Linked DNA regions of Mus musculus: region 2 is linked to region 1. The links are chromatin loops, found by intact Hi-C in ENCODE. Cell type or tissue: heart. All regions are shown on one strand. Each heading gives the region's core, and the rest is flanking DNA. Links, peaks and the distances in the headings are about the cores only. Region 1 overlaps Gm28888 (a long non-coding RNA gene). Region 2 has its middle 8.1 kb from the start of Gm19589.

Region 1 (6,640 bases), core at 839-5,838:
TTGGGCAGATCTACCGCTACACTACCATCTTCCACATCTATGAGACCCCTTAGAACTTGCAGTTTCTCCAGGCCCTGTGCTTCTGCTCCGCTTTTCTTCTTCTTCTTCCTCCTCCTCCTCTGCATCCTCTCCCTCTTCCATTTTCTCCTTCTTCTCTCTCCACCTTCTGCTCCACCTCCCTTTATCTGCCCAATCATCAGCTCTCCTTCATTTTACAGATTAAGGTGGGAAGCAGGTTTACAGGAAATCACCTGAGTGCAGACTCATTCTTTGTTCTCAACCACTCACAAAAGAATGGAATTACCATCAAATATAATTAGCCTCAGGGCTATCCACAACATCGGTTCCTACAACATGAGGAGTTGTGTTAAAGGACTGAAGCATTAGGAAGGCTGAAAACCACGCTCTAGATACCACTCTAGAAATCGTGAGGCCTGGTTAAGGTTATAAACAGAAGTGGCATTGCATGCTTTGGTGACCTTTGCTGTCAGTGGGCTAGAGGAAATGCAATACGCCTACAAAGGTAGGCCTATTGGGACTGAAGGATGCATTTTCCAGATGGCCATGTATCAGCCCTGTATCAGGGCTGGTGCTGGTGTCACATGAAGTTGAGCTGGGGCTGTTGTCTGAAGGCCATCTGGGTATATTTATCATGGAATGGTTAACTGCCTTCCACCAGAGCTCTGTTCTGATACCACCTGCTTTTACTATAGAGAAACTCTGCTCTCTCCAGCATATTAAATTGTATGACCACAGCTGCTTCAAGTTCTACAAACCTCCGTTTAAATTTCTTTCCAACTTAGTGCCTCATATGGCAAATGGTTGCCCCTCAGGCATGAAACCATGCTTACCGGTGGACGGAGCTCGCCTGTCTCAGATCTGCAAGCCAAGCGGAGCCTCAGACAATAAAGTCACAGAAAGATAGCTCCCTGTAAGACATCATGCTGTTCCAAGCCAAAAGGGAGAATCCTTCAGGATGCAAGTATGAGCTTGGTCCTAAGTTATTCATTTTTGTAAGTACTTTCTCAGACACAAGAACACACAGCACTCATTTGTAAAATCTATGCTGCAGTAAAAAAGAGGGGGTAAGGAGTTACATTTACATATCATGTATTTTGTTTCTTGAATTGATTTTTTAAAAGGTAGACTTTTCTTCATATATATATATATATACATATATATATACATACATATATATATACACACATATATATATATTTATATACTTGCTCAGGTATGTATATGTATAATGTATATGTATACACACATACAAACATACAGACATACAGACAGACACACAGGAAAGAAAAAACAAAACTTAGAATTACCTATCATTACTCTTGACATTGAAATGGTGTCTTAATTGAGTATTACTAAAACCTTGACAAACATTTTAAAATTATTGCACATAGTTCTATCATATAGGTGTATGATTATTTAGATATTGTGCTACCCTTATAACTTAGTACATTTTAATACCATATTCTTGTAGATGTTTTCCTGTTGAAGTCTTCTTTTTGTTTTTTTCTATTCTCATGTTTATGTGTGTGGTGCGTATGTATGTGTAGGTATGTTTTCTTCATGTGTTGATGGGTAGATATGCACCTGTGTATGTGGAGACCCGAGATTGACACTGATGTTAGGAATCAATGCTCTTCTCTATGTTTGTCAAGGCAGGGTCTCTTAATCAAACCCAGAGCACACAGATATTGCTAGCCTGCTTGTTTTGGGGATACTCCAACCTTCTCCTTCTATGCCTGGAATTCCAGGAGGGCCACTGTGCCTGACTAGCGGTTAAGTGGGTTTCCCCAGGACCTGAATTCTAGTTCCCATGTCCATGCAGCAGGCACTTTAACTGCTCAGCTATCTCTTTGGCCCCTAAATTTTTTAAAAATATATTTCAGACATGTTTTAGTATACTTCTTCGCTGCACAACCGTTTATATTGGCACCTACAGGACATGCAGATCCATGCCTGTCTGCTAGCATCCTTTGTACCAGGCACTGTGCTAAGTAAGGGTGTATAGTAAATTGACCTCTTGTGGCTCTGCTCTCCATCCTCATCATCACACAGCCTCCCTCCCTCTCTGTGTCTCTTTCCATCTCATTATACGGACTCTTGCCTACTGGATTAAAGCCGACCCCAGGTCTAGCCTGGCTTCCCTATCAGTCATGTGATCACATCTGTGAAGATTTTGTTTCTCCTTAAGGTCCTGCTAACAAACTCCAGGAGCACAATGCTCCGCCCAGGCAGCAGCCCATACAGAAATGGTCAAGAACCCCGACTGTCCTGTTGAAATCCATGTGTTGATCTTTCTGAACTTAGAGATATCAGAGCTTTTCTAGCGTTGCACAGTAATGAGGGGGGTTGGTTTTGAGATAGGGTTTCACAGTGTCGTCCAGGCTGACCAGAATGACCTTGAACTCATGGAGATCTGCTTGCCTTTGCCTCCCAAGTGTTGGGATCACTGGTTGGCAGGTGCCACCACGTGGGGCAAAAGAGTCACACAGGGATAAAGGGCCATGGACCCAGTGTCTAAAGCCAGGTCTCTAGCTCTAAGACCCTGCTCACAAAGGCTAGCCACACTTGGCCACACTTCTACCAGGAGTGGCAGGGCTTGGGGGTAGGGGGCAGTGAGGCTAGCTTGTGGAGTGGGGGGTGGTGAGAGGGGTGGAGGTAGAAGTGTGCTATGGTGAGATGGTGTGTGATATTTACATCAGAGCCCAGCTGGTCCGAAGAAACAACTGCTTCAGTTCCAGGGCTAATGAAGCCCAGACTAGTGGGTTACAGTGACCTCATTCCTTATTTTTCTCCTTCCTGGAATGGGGAGGAAGCTTTGCAGGTGTGGGAGAGTGGAGTGAAGAAGGAGAGGAAAAGAGATTAGAACAGAGGTTCCTTGCAGGTGGACAACCCCTGCTTGGAGTCACGAGGCATTGTGGGATAGGAAGGGCTACTGACTGCTGATGTTGATGGTCCACTGTAGCTACTGTGACATCCCTTTCCTAATGAATTCTGTATTTTCCTGGTGAGGTCACACACTGACTTAAAAATAGCATCTGTGGAGCCCCTCGGTTTATCATTTCCACCTTTGCATCCTGGATCTGCAATGTGCTGCTCACAATAGGTGAAGGAGATTTTCCTTTCGGGAAGCAGTGGGCTTAAGGGACCTCCTGGCAGACAGTTGGGACTTCATTATCTGCTGCCCTCCACCCTGAACTATTTTTAGTGTTCATAAGAAGGTGGGAGGGACATCACTGTTTCCTGTCATTGGCTCTGAATGGAAAGCTAAGCTCCCGCGAAATGAGTTTCTGGGCAAAATCAGGCACCCACTTGAAACAGTCAGTGAGAGCCCATAACTCTGAAAACACAGCCTTCCTACCTCTGTACTCTACAAGATGTGACAGTTGGGAGCAGTGAGAAGGGCACTTGTTACAAGGCACTGGGCTGGGTTGGTCCTTGGCTTCTTTTAACATCCCTGGATGCAGGAATCGACAGCCTAGCATTTCTTGACACTCAAAGTTCCCTACCTTAGAAGCAACACATTGTTTGGATCAGTCCGAGCAAACCCCTTTCACCAGGCACTGAAGTTTCAGTTCAAGTGATCTGCAGAACACAGCACCTAGTATGTTCCTTCTGCCCCAGTTTTGAATCAAGAAAGCAGATTCAGAAGAGTATCAGATACACGAAATGGTACAGTTTAATGGCATGTCAGGGACATGGGAAATTCTGCAAAATGTCAGGCAGAGAAAATCAGCCAGCAGGGCTGCAACATGCCGAGCGACATGTGTGTAGCCTTTGCCTCCTGGGAAGACAATTTGAGGGATTTCTGAAACCCTTGTGTACCACACTCCAGTCGCAAGAGACAAAGGGTGGGGATGGCCTGGGACGAGGAGTTATTGTCTCTTGTGGAAAGTGTCTTGGAACTGACCACTGGGGTAGATGACCAACACCTCTGGGAACAGGAAGGAGTGTCTTAAGACTGTTGGTGATGCCACCGCCAGTTACTAACCAGAGACTCCGCAGCAGCTATGACGTGGCCGCAGCATTCTTGAGCAGAAAAACTCTTATGAGTTGTGTAAGTGTTACAATTCTGAAGGGAAAGGCTTCCCCTGTAAAAAGTGTTACAGCTCCGAAGGGAATAGCTTCCCCAATGGAGATGTTGGAGTTTCGAGGAGGAAGGTTTCCCCCGTGACTGGAGTGTTAAGAGCTCTACTGAGAAATATATCCTGGCAGTTGGGAGCGGAGGAATACCACAAAGCCACACTGCACAATAAACCTCACACATGAGATCTGGCGGGCGAGGCACAAGAGAGTAGCCGCCTCTGCTTGGGCGAGCAGAAGGCAAGCTTTGTAGAGTGTTTTTTTAGGGGAGGGGGTGGAGCTTTCCAGCGTAGCCTGGGATTGGAGAGGTTATGTAGCCTGATCTTGGGGTGAGCTCAGGGATTGGTGGAATTTCGTGCTCAGGGATTGGTGGGTTTTGGTAGGTTTTTTCCTTTGGAAGTGGGTGCAGATCTTTTGCCCTACAGGCAGATGGGAAGAGAGTTCTGACCGTGCCCAGTAAGAAGTGTGACCGACTGTGGCTCCTTTTCTGAGCACAAGCCCTTCTAGCGGAGTCCTCTAGTCTCTCCTCTGCCTGGAATCAGAAGGGCGATGACTATCCTGCTCAATGTTCGAGTTGCTCCCTTTCCGACCAGACTCTCCCATGGCTACATTCAGCGAAGTCCACAGGGGGTTGGGGTTGGGGGAGCTGTATCTATGTTTAAAAGATTCTACAAGCCTGGTTAACCAAGTACAACTCTTCTGTGAAGAGTTGCAACGTTTTAGGTCCAGATTTAATAATTCTTGAACTATCTTAGTTCACCTCTGTTTTTGACCTAGCATCTTCGTGACTATTAGGTAAATCCTTTGGTGTCTATAGAGCATACTTCCACCATCCCAAAGGCTAAAAATGTTATTTATATAGTAGCAAGAACTGGACCTGCCTGCTTGATACTCCATACACTATTTGAAAATTCATCTTGATTTCTAATTTTTCTTGTTCTGCTATTATAGAAACTACATGAAACCATGACCATATTGGAACACAGTATTTGGCGCAAACTGAATCTGGATTCCTAAGCCACAGTCGGCCATATTTGGCTCCAGGATAAACTATTGCTTACATTCTTTAGCGTGAGAGCTGTGTTTTTGTGTTGACAATTGAAAGATCCAGTGGTTGTAACCTTTGAAGACCGAATTTTGTAAACTTCAGGTTTCAAATTATCCATTTGCCCTCTCAAAAATCATTTCTCAGGGCTGGAGAGATGACCCAGTGATTAAGAATGCAGAGTGCTTTTTGCAGAGGATGTGAGTTCTATTCTCTGTACTCATGTCTGATGGCTTACAACCATCTGTAATTCTACTACTACTACTACTACTACTACTACTACTACTACTACTACACACACACACACACACACACACACACACACACACACACACACACACACTTAAATGTAATAAAAAGAAATCTTAAAAAAAATCCTTTCTGAGACAAAGATAATTTCCTTCTGGGCAGGGAGGAAGATGAAGGCTGTGCTGTTCAGGAAAGTAGCCAGCATGTCGGTGATCAATGTATTGATCCTCCTGTTCCAGTCCAGCAGAACTCATTGTCCTTTCCCTCACGGCTCTTAGCAACAGCTTCTTGAACTCATTATTAAATTACCAACGAGAGCGTCTGGAACAGTCTTTGCCAGGCAGTCCTGCTCTGGTCTGCAACAGGCCTCCCTAGAATATTTATTGTACATCCTGGGATGGTGGGCATTTAATCTCTCTTTGTGGTCAATAAACTGAGGCTTCGGGAGGTGAGGTAAACGGCCCAAAGATTATGCAAGCTACGCACAGCAGAGAAGCTGAAAACGGGAGGGCTTCGCGCCTCCACGCATACTCTGACTTCTTAGCTGAGTTGCCAGCCAGTTGTTTTATTTGCCCTTTCACCTGGTGCTTATAAAACTACCCATAAAGTCCATAAAATCACACAGCTCTGCAAAAGCAGCACGCCAGTTAACTAACTGCAGGAACGCAAAAGCATATCTAGAGAAGGCTCTCTTTGTTGTCCTTTGCAGCTTAGCTCTCATTTTAACTCATGTTTGTGTATTACAGATAAGAAGAGAACAGAGTAACTCCTCCCTCAGCAGCGATGGACTGCCATGGAAGCCTCTGATAAGGATGGGGCCCCGGGGCACGCCTTCCTTCATGCTGGATTTTGATGGTCTTGGCCTCATGCGGGTCTTTCGTGGGGAGCCACTTTTGCTGTGAGCTGGTGCATGCAACATCAGTGTCATGTCTACAAGCCAGTATTTCCTAACCCTCCTTTCTATCCACCTGCTCTTGCATTCTTCCTACTCCAAGAGTATGTGGTTTCCCTGCCAGCAATGTCCAGCACTGGCTAAGACCAGTGATGCCTTTTCTTCCCCAGAAGCCCGTACAGCACAATGCAAGCTAGCCAGGCTCTTGAGGATGATTTCTTGAAGCCTCACATCCAAAATGAGTACTGTCTTCAACAACAGCATTTCATCAGGCTTCTCCAAGTATGCTTAGTTCTGGCTAACCCGCTCCTACCATCCATCTCCTTGCCCCACCCTAGCCCCATCTCCACTTG
Region 2 (6,640 bases), core at 660-5,659, 54 kb after region 1:
AGTTCCCAGCAGGACCAGGGGTGGGAGCTGATGTGCTCAGCAAGCACCTGCTATTTCCCCATTAACATTTTGCTGTTTGGGGCTACGATTCTGCCAGCTTGTCGGGAGGTTCTATCTGTTTATATTATAATGTGTGAATTCCACTTTTTTGTGTGTTCAAAAATTTTGTTTAAAACAGATGATATTTTTAAAAGAGAGAGAAAAAACCCACCAAGATTATAGAATCTTGGCATTCTTTTAAAAATGCATTTCCATTAGGTAGAGGCTGTGATAAAATTGCCACTGAGTTTGGTTCTGTGGACTCACCCACCTGGAGGGAGCTTCTCCTCCCACTGTGGGTATTTGAATCAATGGAATAGTCAGAGGTGTCTCCTTACATGGCTATGGTTTGAATGTGTCCTCTAACTTCATGTGCTGACTCATGTGCTCTAGCTCAAGTGTGTTTGGAGATGGGGGCTTTTGGAAAGCAGTCAGGGTTAAATGGGCTTGTGAGGACAAGGCCCCTTGATAATGAACCAGGACAAGCCATCTCTGTCTCTCCTATGATGCCTATGCTACCTTGAGACTGCACAGTCGCCACCATCAAGAGGGCCCTCACTGGGTGCCAGGCACTCAGAGTCTCAGCCTATGAAACTATGAGCTAAATGAGCTGCTTCTTATAAATTACTCATTCTCTATTCTACAGATGTGACAGTGGGGTCCCAGTGTGCTAAGTGACTTGCCAGGGTCCCGTTGCCTGTGATTGGTGGAACCAGGGTTGGAAATTGGACAGTTGTCTCAAGGACTGACATTATTGCCCACTGTGCCCTGCTGATGATCCTGAAATGCAGCCCATCTGGCATACAGAGAAGAGATTTCTAAAGCAAAGAAAGATAAGGTGCCTTGGGGACCAGAGAGATGGTTCAACAGTTAAGATTACTAGATAAGAGGATTAGAGTTTGAATTCAGCACCCACATTGAGTGTGTCACCACTGCCTATAACTCCAGCTCCCGGGGAATCTCCTGCCACCTATGGCATTTGCAGGCACTGAGCTCACATATACAAACTGCCTTTCCTACATATATATAATTAAAATTAAATAAAAAATAAGGTAAATCATAAAACTTTGATTTCACATAAACAATTTTTGATATAAAATACATACTATAGAATGTTGGAGGCATGATTACAGATTTTTTAAAAAATTAATAATTATTATTTATATGGGTATATGTATGTATTGTGTGTGTATGTGTATGTATGCATTGTGCTCACATGCCACATCACACATGTGGAGGACAGGGGACAATGTTTTCAAGTTGGTTCTCTCCTTCCAGCTTAGGCTTTGTGGCTCTGACTCCAGTCATCAAACTTATATACCATTTCTAGCCACTGAGACATCTCACCATCTCTTTTTTTTTTTCCTTTTCTTTTTTTGAGACAGTCTCAGATAGGCCAGACTAGTGTCAAACCTTCCAGGCAGCCAAAGCTGAGCTTCCAGTCTTCCTGCCTTCAAACCCCAGATGCTGGGATGATGGGTGTGCATTTATACAATGCTGGGGATGAAACCCAGAGATTTGTCCACGTAAGCAAAGCATCGTACCAAGACAAATACACCCCCAAATTGTGCTGCTTATCTGAAATATTTAACTGGACATCTTGTATTTTATTCAGCAGCCTGGCAGTAGCAGTGATTGTCTAAGTTGAACTAAGAGGTGGAGAGACTGCTCATAATAAGTTCAATAGAGGAAGTTGGAGCACTTGTTCTGGGCAAGAGTGCAGGGCACATGGCTGTCTCATGTAATCCAGGGATACTGAGCCACTACAGTGTGGGAGGAATTGATCCCCACACCTGTGGAGATGAGGATGATGCTGGCCATGTGACTGGCTTCCTGGTCTCATCAGCTGAGTGTCCCGAGGAGAAATGTTGTTCCCTGGAACCCTGCTGATAGTCATGTCCAGTCAAGAGTATCTTACTTGCCTTGGTTTTCTTCGTCATTGACTCTCATCGGCCTGGGAACCTTTGATGCCAAGTTTTGTGTTCATCTCTTCTGGTTGAGTAGCTATTCCCCTGAGGTCACCACATAGGTTTGAATTCACCAAAGGGTCCCAGGAACAGATGTAGACTCTATAGTCAGCAGGAACTGTTCAAATCACCGTTCATCACCCGAGAAGAGGGAGAGCCTGGGAGAAACTCCTTTACCTGGGAATCTTGGGCTCCTTGTCTATGAAGATGCAGATGAGAACAGTGCTGGTGCTCGTAGAGACTCACGTGAGTGAATGAGACAACCCAACCTTAAGAGCAGAGGCAATAGTATGATGTCATTTAAAAAAAAATCATTATTTTATCATCGTTGGGGAAGTGTGGGAATCAGAGTGAGGGAGGCAACCAAAATATAATATTTTAGTTCACCCTAGTATTTCTGAACTCAGAATATTTCCATATTGGTTAGAATACATTAAGATTCAGTATTAATTTAAATAAATTAAAACTGTACACAGCCAACATGTGTACACTGAGCCCTTCTCATGTTCCAGGCACAATTCTGGGACCTGGCTGAAGGAGATGATATCTCTGCTCTTAGAAAACTTACATTCTCTCTGTGTGTTTGTGTTTGTGTGTGTGTGCCTTCTATCATTCTCACCTTAGAGAGACAAGGTCTCTCCTGGAACCTGGAGCTTACCAATGCAGCTAGACTGTCTGCCTGCAATCTCCAGGGCCCCTCCTCTCTTCACACCTTTTCTTCCATGCGTGCCATCATGTCAAGGGCTTTACACGTGTGCTGTGGATACAACTCAGGTCCTTATGCTGGTGTGGCAGACACTTTACTAACTGAGCCATCTCACTAGCCAGAGAGAGGAGAGATACACACAGAGAGAGCCAGAGACAGAGAGACAAAAAAACAGAGACAGAGAGACAGAGAGAGAGAGAAAGAGAATCACAGCTAAGTGCAAGTAGAGATGCAAAGGTATGGTGGTCTTGGAAGAATGTCATTTCCAGTCACCATTCAACTACCGAGCAACCTACCTTTGTGCTCATCAACTTTGCCGGCTTCTGAACACACATCAGCCTCCTCTGCATGGAACATGGTAAAGGTAGAAAAGTATTCTTACACCCTATGGAGGATGAGAAAGGCCAGAGAGGTCAGCTTCCCTCCAGCTATACTGCTGTTCACGACCATCAGCTAAGAGGATGATGGGAAAGCTGTCCCTCATTCTGCAGGGAGCTTAAACCCAGAGATGGCATTTCTGAGGCCTTCTGGGACTTAAGCCTTCAAATACATAAGACTTCTCTAAGTCAAGAGATTAGAAGATGACATTTCCCCTTGGCTTGCTGCAGCACGTTGCAAGGGCATGTACGAGAGCCATCTCCTGACAAGAATACCTGGCACTGGCCACACAGTGTTCTCTGTGGGAGTCTTCCTGCCTGGGAGACTAGTTTCTGTGACTCACAGGATATGAGATGGTGTGAGGGAAAAGGAAGGGTGCAGGAAAGCCTGCAGTAAATGGGGATGGACCCCTTAATGTCTGTATGGCTGTTTTCCAAAGACACAAATCAATTTCCTGGGAGATGTCCCCAGAATTTTTTTGATTGTAGAAATGTGACAATGAGGTGAAAATCTAGTCACCAGCACATGTTTCAGCTTGCCATTCGTAGCTGATAGTAACTGGGCCTGGTTTCTGAATAGTCAAACAGAAAACACAGTTACATGTTAGGAAAGCTGTGGTTCACAGCCAAGGGAAGAGAGGGGGTGGCAGGAAATTTCACTTCCAAAAGAGCCACTCACTTGAGATGCTTTTGTTAACCGGCACTGAAGTGCATGGGGACTAGTCTTAGTGGGAAAATGAGACACATAGGTGGTGGTGGTGTGGCCCTGATACCCGGGGGGGGGGGTGTCCCTAGAATCATGGCTCTCACCCGGGAAGTGAATGAGGATCTTTGCAGAATACTACATAAAGGCAAATTTCATTCCAGTTGAGGGATTGGTTTTTTACATCTCTCCTTTTCCTCCTCCCTCCCTCTCTCCCTCCCTTCCCCCTTCCCTCCCCTCCCCCACCCCCTCTGTGTTCACAATCAATCTGCAGCATGGGTGTGGGAGTCAATTTTCTTCTTCCTCCACTTGTGACACAGGGATTGAACTCAAGTCATCAGGCTTGGTGGCAAGTGCCTTCAGCCATCTCAGTGTCCCCAGTGGAGCTTTTAAAAGCTCTACTGGCTCACTTACTATGGGTGATGCACAGAGAACCATGTCCCATATACCATAACTATGCTCCAAACACTATGGCCATACCCCATACACCACAACCATGCCCTATATATCATGACCACATCTAATTATATTCTACACCCCACACCTGTGCCCCAAACAAAACAACCATGTTTAATGCATCATGACCATGTCCCCTACACCAAACAACATGAGCATGTACCTGTATGATGACTTAAGCCCCACCCCTGGCTAGGGAGTTATTGGTAATTGACAGCTTCCTGGAAATAGAAAATTAGTTTTTGAAAAGGTGTGTCCCATAGTAGGTCAACCACACTCCAGTGAATAGACATCTACCCAAGAAAATGTAGACAGCACTAATTGGACTCAATGTGTTTTTAAAAAAATAAAGGCATAGTATTTTAGGAGAGCCCATTCCTCATGCCACCCCTTACTTTATGATTTCCTCCACTCCCTGATAGGCCAGATCCTTCTTAACCTAACCTGAGCGGCAGTGTGTCAGCTTCTAGCCACCTTAGAACACCAGTCCATTCCCAAGTCCCCAGCAGAGTGGTTGCCATGTCTATATTGTATAGAATGGTCAGGACCATGACCCTACACTAGACCCACACAGTCTAGTGGCATCTCTCCTCACAGCCCTGTTCACCAAGTCTGACACTTACCTGAAGTGGAAATTCTAGTTCTTTGGAAAGTTAGTTATGCCAAATGATGTTTTGCTGGGGCACACTGGTGAAAGGATGTCTTGCTAAAGCAGACACATGAAAGAATGTTTTCCTGAAGCAGACAGGTGAAAGGATGTTTGGATACAGCAGACACATGAAAGGACCCAGGATGAAGGAGTATAAATATGACCCCACAGACAGTGGGAGATGAGCACTGCGCTTTGGTATGGTTGTTCCACCTCACTATTCTTCGCTAACGACATGCATGTATTGGTTTGCCTTACATAGTGTTGTTCAGCTCAACTTGTTATAATGTTACCATTGAGAGAAACTTGACCAGGAACTGCTTGGTTTCTGTGGCAGCTTGCTGATTCATGCCAGTTGGCGAGCTGGAAGTTTCTTCAGAATTGAACTACAGTTGCTTGTTCGTGCCTGAAATCTGCTTGCTGAAAGAACTGGACTGTAGCTGCTGGTTCATGCCTGGTGTCTGCCTACCTAGAGGACTGGTCTGCAGCTGCTGAATAATATTTTCTGTTTGCTATGGGCTTAAACTGCTGCCAAAGAAGAATAAAGAACTATTGCTGAACAGGTCCAATTCCCCCATATCCTAATAATTTCTCTCTTCCACTACCTCTGCTGGGTGGTGGGCTAGAAGAGAGGTTGAACCCTTATTAAAAGTAGGTTGCAAAAAATTGTATGCCTACACTTATCTTCATCTGTAGAGGGAAAAGAGAAAGGGGGGGGAGCTCTTTGATGCCAATCAGTTCTCCAGTGGATAACAGCTCAGCATTTAGTAAGTCATCTCTACCTGGACCTAGACTTACATTCTACAGGGATGCACTTACTCTCAGATCCTTGGGGGAGAATTGCCCTGGCACACACCAGTCACAGGTTATAGGTTGTTGCCTATACTTCTGACCAATTGGATTCTCATTGCCTGTTCTTGAGTCTGCTTAGTTGTCTAGTACAGCTCAAAAAACTTAAGGAAACGCGTTCTCTGTGTCTTATGAGTGCTATTACCAAGGATACAGAGAGAGAAAGAGAGAGAGGGAGAGAGAGAGAGCTGTTTTGTTCAGGGCATATGAAAGGAGCTTTCAGGCTTCCTGACCACTATGTTCGCCATGTGCTTCCAAACCTTGTTGGTAGATTTTAATAGAACTTCATGTCTTTAAGTGCTTAGCAAGGCACCTTTGTTGGTGCTAAATTCTTATCTATCAGTTTTGTCCCTGTATTTATCAACCATCTGCCATCTGTTAGGGTTTGTTACCATGCCTTTTTGGGTACAGTGGCTTGTACCAAACACTTATCCTGATAATAACATGAATTAATCCATCCTATAGAAATAGCAGTATGAACAAATTTGAGGGGGCAAGGCATTGTTAGTATTGTAGGGAAAAATAAATAGAAGTAGCTGGCTGGATCTATAACTAGTAGTAGCATGTTACCTGATCCGTGTGAAAGGCCTGTGGTCCATCCCCAGTGCCACGGGAATACTATGAAATAAAATGAGTAGCCAGGTAAAATGCTGCAAACTCATCTTCATTTCTAGCAGGGGACCATGACTGAACAACTCACCAAACAGCCAAAGATAGGACAACCAAAGGCTACTAAGAATCACTCAGGTCTAAAATAATTGCTATGGAAATATATCAATGATATATTAAGCTTTAAGATTATGTATGTACACATGCATGTACATATAATGACCCTGTTTTATGTAAGTGTGTGTGTGTGTGTGTGTGTGTGTTATGAATATACATAGATCTGGG

Evidence for each region. Peaks named below come from ENCODE experiments on the same cell type or tissue, not always from the same donor. Only the 100,000 strongest peaks of a DNase experiment are listed, where the experiment ranks them.
Region 2: a loop joins it to region 1, with 3 times the contacts of the local background. A loop is called at or near these places in 6 of 42 quality-filtered maps.

What each region holds. Positions count from the first base shown.
Region 1 is chr1:88,485,997-88,492,636 of GRCm38, forward strand. It overlaps Gm28888 (a long non-coding RNA gene), which reads left to right. Exons shown (of 3, transcript XR_387232.2): 3 at 6,142-6,640. Among named protein-coding and RNA genes, the nearest start is that of Glrp1, 21 kb to the right of the region's middle. In heart, for the core only: no CTCF peak of the experiment used is centred there; a DNase peak (open chromatin) is centred at 3,065; H3K4me3 peaks cover 952 bases; H3K27ac peaks cover 4,083 bases.
Region 2 is chr1:88,540,084-88,546,723 of GRCm38, forward strand. No RefSeq gene overlaps it. Among named protein-coding and RNA genes, the nearest start is that of Gm19589, 8.1 kb to the right of the region's middle. In heart, for the core only: no CTCF peak of the experiment used is centred there; no DNase peak of the experiment used is centred there.